Regions from separate parts of the Homo sapiens genome. Here region 1 is linked to region 2. Evidence: chromatin contacts called from ENCODE Hi-C data. All regions are on one chromosome and are shown on one strand. Each heading gives the region's core, a stretch centred on a gene start or an enhancer-like site at or near the end of the contact. The rest is flanking DNA. Distances are from core to core; before and after follow the strand shown. Region 1 overlaps VOPP1 (VOPP1 WW domain binding protein). Region 2 overlaps IKZF1 (IKAROS family zinc finger 1).

Region 1 (3,173 bases), core at 271-2,770, 5.2 Mb after region 2:
CAAAATGCATAACGTGAACCAGCAACAGGAACTCCCTCCACGACAGGCCATGATGGAACCTCAAAGAGAAAAATGCTATGATTATATAAACTTCACACATTGGGGCTTTAAGAACATACTCTGAAGTCTGTGAAAACAAATAAACCTAAAAGCTGTTGGAACCCCCCCCCAAAACACTTCAAGCTTTGAGAGAAATGTGACTGTGATCTGAGTCACATATGGTTACAATTTATGTTTCTCAGATTATAGATAACTCATTTTCTTCTTTTTCTTGCTCTGTACATTGACTAAAGGGAAACCATGTCAGGGTCAAAAGCCTCCCGCCCTCTGAATTAATGACCCTTGTTGTAGATTAACTCCCCCTTCATTGCCCTGCTTCGCTTAGACCAGGTGAAAGAAAACCCAGGACTATTACACCCTCTGTTAAGAAAATGTTAAATATCCCCTCCCCAAAAAGAAACATCACCTAGAGCCAATCAAATTGCTATAACATACACACCAACCTTGTATGAATAATGTTGTAATCCTGCTAAAAACTCCACTGTCTCAGCCCACATAAATGAAGCCTTCACTTCCTACTTCGGAAAACTGACTCCATTTCTTCGGAGTTGGTGTTTCTGGGTGGCCTACCTCACACTTTGTACTTATTTAAATGCTCTTTAAATCATATTCTGACCCCTTTCATTATTTTAGGTTGGCAAGTCAATCTGCTGAGGTTTGAATGCTAGGTCCGACTGCAGAAAATCTTGAGAAAGCCCCAGTCTCCTGAGCCACAGTCCACTCATCTGCAAAATGGACAGGAGGGCAGCACGGAGCCTGGGGCAGGGGTGGGAAGGCTGCACAGATGAAACACCATGTGCTTACTTAAAACAATGCTGCCACACAACAAGCACCTGCTAAGTGCTGGTTATCACATTGCCACCATCATCTGGAGAAATAAAATAAGGTTGGAAAGTTTTAAAAAAATACTCAAACATAAGATGTTTCAAAAAAAAAAAAAGGACTTAAAAAAACCCCATATGCTAGCAAGAAGGCTCTTATGTCTGTTTATATTTCAATCGTTGGCTTGACTTCCAATCTGAAAATTCCGATTCTTCAGGACCCATCTAACACCAACCCCACCCAAAATGAGTGCCCCATTAGAAAATACTGGAATATTGTGGGGATGGGAAAAGGAAGGGGCCAAGTAACTCTGCCCAGCCACAACAGAACAAAACACATACATAAGAAAGACATGCTGGATGCTGACTGATTTGCATTTTGTAAGGAGCTGCTGCAACCTACACACAACCACAAGGGCAGGACCGTCCGCAGAGAATGGCAGAATGGAAGGTGGAGCAAATGAGAGGGTGTGTAGAGCCTCTGAACAACTCAGGCCCGGGGCCTCCAACAGGAGGACTCCTAACCATGCCAGATAATGAACTTCCTCCAAGTCTGCACTACTTGAATTGGGTTTCCTATCACTGAGGGCCAAAGACGTTCTAATCAATATGCGGTTTAGTAAGTACTCTGTGGGGCATTGCAAGTACAGACAGACAAGAAAACCCTTCAACAGAGGGTGGAATGGCGTTGCGTGGGGTTGGGAGGAGGGGAAATTAGGTATTTGTCAAAAAGTACAAAGTTTCAGTTATGCAAATCAGTGAGTCCTAGAGGGCTGCTGTGCCACAGAGGTCCTGCAGTTAACACTACTCTACTGTGTACTTAGAAATCTGCTAAGGGGTAGACCTTATGACACACAATAATAATAATAATAATAACCAGACAGCAGGAGGAAACTTTTAGAGGCTTATGGCATAAATTGTGGAGGTGGTTTCATAGGTGCATGCTTATCTCCAAACTCATCAAGCTGTATACATTAATTATGTTCAGCTTGTTGTATGTCAAAAAAAATTAAATACAAAAGAATGAATTTTAAGAAAAAGAATATCCTTCATATTTTTAATATGTTCCTTAAACTTCCATCAGACAACTAAATGAAAACTCATACAAATAATGTGTTTCTCACCTGCTAACCTGTTCAGGTGTGCACACCTGCAGGGGTGACAGATGATGCTTTAATCGGGGAGAGGACCCTGCCACCCCAGAGACACCCTGCTAATGCCAATTCCAATCATCTCTGCTCAGCCTCCAGAGAGCCCAGGCATCCCTGTCCAGAGGCTACTGTGCTGTGTCAGGTGCTGTAAAGTCTCTTCACTTCCCAGATCCACCCACCCATCCATCCATGTCCAACCCCAGGCTCCTTGCAGACAAAGACCCAAAAGACAGAGTAAAAACTTCAGACTACATACAGCCTCAAACACAGCATGGCTACAGGGTGAACACCAAACCCTGGCATCATTATCATTAGTAAAGCTGACTGACAAAGAGCTATTTTAGTGTTCTGAGCCCTCTTCAGCAATAATAACGCAGAGTTGCTAAAAACCAAAGAAGAAAGCAAAGGAAAGGTCAGTGTTCAAGGTTAGCGACAAGATAGCCTCACTGAAAAGTTTAATACCATCCTGCATTTCCTTCTGAAGACCTAATTATATTAATTTTATTTGTGCCCAAAGCTTTGCAAACAACTTGAGCTATATATAAGTCACTAAGTATCCAGTGGATAGTAACGGTTTTTTAGTCTGCTCCCTCATCATCAGAGGGAGCCTCTGATGGCTTCAATGGGAGCCTGAGCCATCCATCAAAACAAGAACCATACACACAACTGAATTCAGATAAACAGGGTGGAGTTTAAAAAGGTACTGATTCTAGTGGTGACAATCATCACTAAATAAATCCACTTCCACTCTTGGCAGCTTCTCTGAATACATCACTAGGTCATGCTGACACTCAGAAAGGGACCAGAGACTCCTAATTAGGATGCCTACCCTTCCCATCTTATGGAGGAAGGTGAGCACTGCCCATTAGCAAGCCCCTGAGAGCAGCCGCTGACCGTGCCATTGGGCCGACCAACAGGCCACCACAGTGGAAGGACTCTAATGCCTGGCTCAGCTGACCAGGGCCCAGATGTCGTGATTTTGAAGTCCAGCTCCTTTTCTGCCAGGAAGTGATAAAAGCATCAATTGTATCAAGTAACCTGTGATCTCAATTTGTCCAAGGCTCTCATTATGAGAGAAAGCCTTCTCCCTATCTGCGATTTAACTTCTCATGCAATTCAGAAAGTCAGAGATGAATCTCAG
Region 2 (3,253 bases), core at 378-2,877:
ATTTTGGGCCGGGCATGGTGGCTCAAGCTTGTAATCCCAGCACTTTGGGAGGCCGAGGCTGGCGGATCACAAGGTCAGGAAATCGAGACCATCCTGGCTAACACGGTGAAACCCTGTCTCTACTAAAAATACAAAAAATTAGCCGGGCGTAGTGGTGGGCGCCTGTAGTCCCAGCTACTCGGGAGGCTGAGGCAGGAGAATGGCGTGAACCCGGCAGGCGGAGCTTGCAGTGAGCCGAGATTGCGCCACTGCACTCCAGCCTGGATGACAGAGCCAGACTCCATCTCAAAAAAAAAAAAAAAAAAGAAAAAGTAAAGAAAACATATTTTGTATGTTTTTTATGTGTCTTAGAAACCAAGTGGACTAGGTATAATGGTTCTTTTTTTTTTTAACTCAGCAGCACAGTTAATGGCACAAACAGATAAAGATGGTGGCTAAAGCCATTTGGTGTAGATGAATCCAGAAAACAAGTACATTTATGAATTATTTTACCCTATTGGAAAATGGCTACTATATGTGGAAAGTAGAGGGGAAGAGAAATGAACTTGTGAATTATCTACTCTATTCTACCAAAGAAAGATACATATATCATTTCAGGGTTTTCCAAAGTTGGGATGCAAAGGATCATGTTTCATTTTAATTTATGTATTTATTTTTGAGATTGTCTTCTATGTATTGCAAGTGATACTGGTTTTACCATGCACTGTACCACTACGAGGGTTCCTTTCAAAACACATTCATATAAATTAAAAAATCAGTTTAAATAAAAACATCAAGTCAATAGTAGTACATAGATATGATAAAAGTTTGCAAAAGTGGCACAGGAATAGTCATTGGGTGGTGATGTTCCCTGATTTTTTTAGTCCCTGAAGCACCCAGCGCCAAGGGTACTGTTCTTCCTGCTTAACACAGGAGCAAACAGATGCTCACACCCTGCCCAAGAACACAGAGGCTCAGGGACTGAACCAGAAGAAATGATCCATTAACCATGTAAATGAACAGAGAGCCTGGATGTCAGAGTGAGGAGGCCAGCTCGGGTCGCTGTGGAGAAAGAGATGGGCTCTCCCTGGAATCCCTGCAGCTGCCCTTAGAGGCTGTGAGCCATCGTGGCTAGGGCATCTTTAGAGAACTGAAAGTCAGGCCGATTCCTGGAGAGTGAAGAATAGCACACGTGCCTTCAAAACAGTGTCAGTATCCTGTCCCTTACGGACGTCATATTGTTGGTGGGTTTTCCTGGGTGGGAGATCACCCAGTATCTGGTTGGCATTACTGATGGGTTCCCAGAGCTGTCTTTTGGTTCAAAGTCCTGCCCTCGGTCCCAGCTGCCCCCAGCACAGGTGTCACCTTGGAGTCAGGGGCGGGTTTGTCATAGCCCATGGGTCCTGGCCCTGCCCTTTATCATGTTTGACATGATTTTCAGTCTACTTTTCCTTCAGGATGTAATTTAGAAAATATGATTTCAGAATTGTGAAATTTAAAAACCCTAGAAAACCTCTTTGCTTTGCTTGTAAATAGCAGTTGATGCAGCCCTGTGGACAGGCGGGAACAGCCATGTGACGTGGGCACTGAGATGATTTGGGAGATTGAATGCTCCTCAGTGGGGCTAGAGGCCACAGGAGTGATAGGTTACTGTAAAGAAAGCAAAAAAGATGCAAAAGCCTACATGACAAACCAGGCACGACACAAAGGAGAGGCTTGAGAAGAGGAAGTGAAGGAGGGAGAGGATTCCACAAGACCGAAGTGCCCAAGGAGACATGGAGGGAAGAGAGGGCTCTTCACAGAGCTGAGTTTAGAGACCACCCTCCATGGTTCTGGAAGGAAACCAGCCAGCTTTCATATGTGGTGACAGGCTGTTCATTAATTTGTAGTGTACAGCATTAAATAAATGAAGTATGTAGAGAACATTAGGAAACAATATAAAAAGGTAGGGGAATTCGTGGATAAAGGGAATAACCTGGGTACCATATTTCATCACATTATTCCATGGGAATAAGTCATCAGTGCAAAGGACTGTAAGGAGTGCACAGCAGGAAATGAAAAGACAGAAGCAGTGGGGCCGAGAGGAGGAAATGGAGTTGCTGAAATGCAGGGTGAGCAGCAGGGGCGGAGAGTGCCCTGTGGGTAAGGCACACCTCAGAAGGGACAGGTCCAGGCCCTCTCCTCCCTGGCCTGGAGCTTCTGGCAAGGCTTTTCTTCTCTGAGCCTCACTTTCCTCTTTTGAAGGTGGCAATAGTAACTGAACCTGCATCACAGAATGGCCTTGAGGGTTAGATGGAACATATATAGACATAATTTGTTGAAGACAGAGTAGCAAAGACACAAAGTAAAAAGGACAGAAAAAAGAAATGCAACTTGTGCAAAATAGAACTTTCAAAGATTTACAAGAAGGGTAAATGAAGCTATCGTAGCTTCACTTGGGAAAAGGGAGAGAACAGATGACCAGCACCAAGGATAGAAGAGGGATTTCTTACTTTAAAAAAAATGGTCCAAAGAATAAACAAACTGAAAACAGCCAAAAGAGAAAGGAAGAATTTGTTAGAATAGGGCAAGACTAAAGGACAGAGTAAGGGTGCTGGCCGCCACCTGACTCAAGTTCAAGTCGAGCTGCCACTGTTGAAATTTCAAGGAGAAATGGTGAGAAGCTAAAAGATGCAAAAAAAAAAAAAAAGTGGGAAATTATTTGCTAATAATAGATTGCAAGAGTGTCTGCTTTAGAAAGTGACAAGGAACACTTTTGGAAAGCTGTGAGCTGTTATGACCACTGGCATCCTTCAGTTTTAGACAAATCTAATCTCAACAAGGATAACAGACCATATTAATAAACAAATTGATGGGAATGGTGGAAATCAGTTCCCTATGAGGAGGGTGCAAAGTTATACTGATTGGTGAGTCACTCCCAGAATAAACAAATAATGGTTTCACACCTCATTGCTTCATTCAGTGTGGAAGGAACATTCTAGGTTTGTGTGTAAGTTTGGGGAGAAGGAGACAGAGCCAGAGGGCAGAGCAGCCCTGCAGCCCTCAGTTGGCCTCCATTTTCTTCCCGGTCTGAAGAAAATGAAACAAAGGATTTAAAGTGTTGCTTGAAGAATTTAAGTTAGACTTAAAGGAGAGATGTGGTCTTTACTCTCCTTTTGGCAAGGAGAGTTTAGTCATCAGAATGGTCTATTTAGTGAGACTGTAGCTTGTTCTTCTGAAGTGGTCTTTTTAAAAACTAGAGAACTCTCACCTCTCTGAAGTGGTTGTGTATGAA

The links. A loop is a pair of places that touch in the nucleus more often than their neighbours do. Pooled maps may share reads with other maps.
Region 1: a loop to region 2 is called in a pooled map, with 3 times the contacts of the local background. The contact joins two enhancer-like sites. A Hi-C loop is called at or near these places in 3 of 37 single-sample maps with no recorded cell type and 2 of 50 pooled maps.

Annotation. Positions count from the first base shown.
Region 1 is chr7:55,556,476-55,559,648 of GRCh38, forward strand. The region is part of intron 1 of VOPP1 (VOPP1 WW domain binding protein); the gene reads right to left. Among named protein-coding and RNA genes, the nearest start is that of VOPP1, 14 kb to the right of the region's middle. Within about 2 kb of position 1,521, at least 3 of the 41 ENCODE cell types and tissues checked have a DNase peak (open chromatin) inside an H3K27ac peak, as active enhancers do.
Region 2 is chr7:50,328,786-50,332,038 of GRCh38, forward strand. All of the region lies in intron 3 of IKZF1 (IKAROS family zinc finger 1), which reads left to right. Among named protein-coding and RNA genes, the nearest start is that of IKZF1, 26 kb to the left of the region's middle. Within about 2 kb of position 1,628, at least 8 of the 41 ENCODE cell types and tissues checked have a DNase peak (open chromatin) inside an H3K27ac peak, as active enhancers do.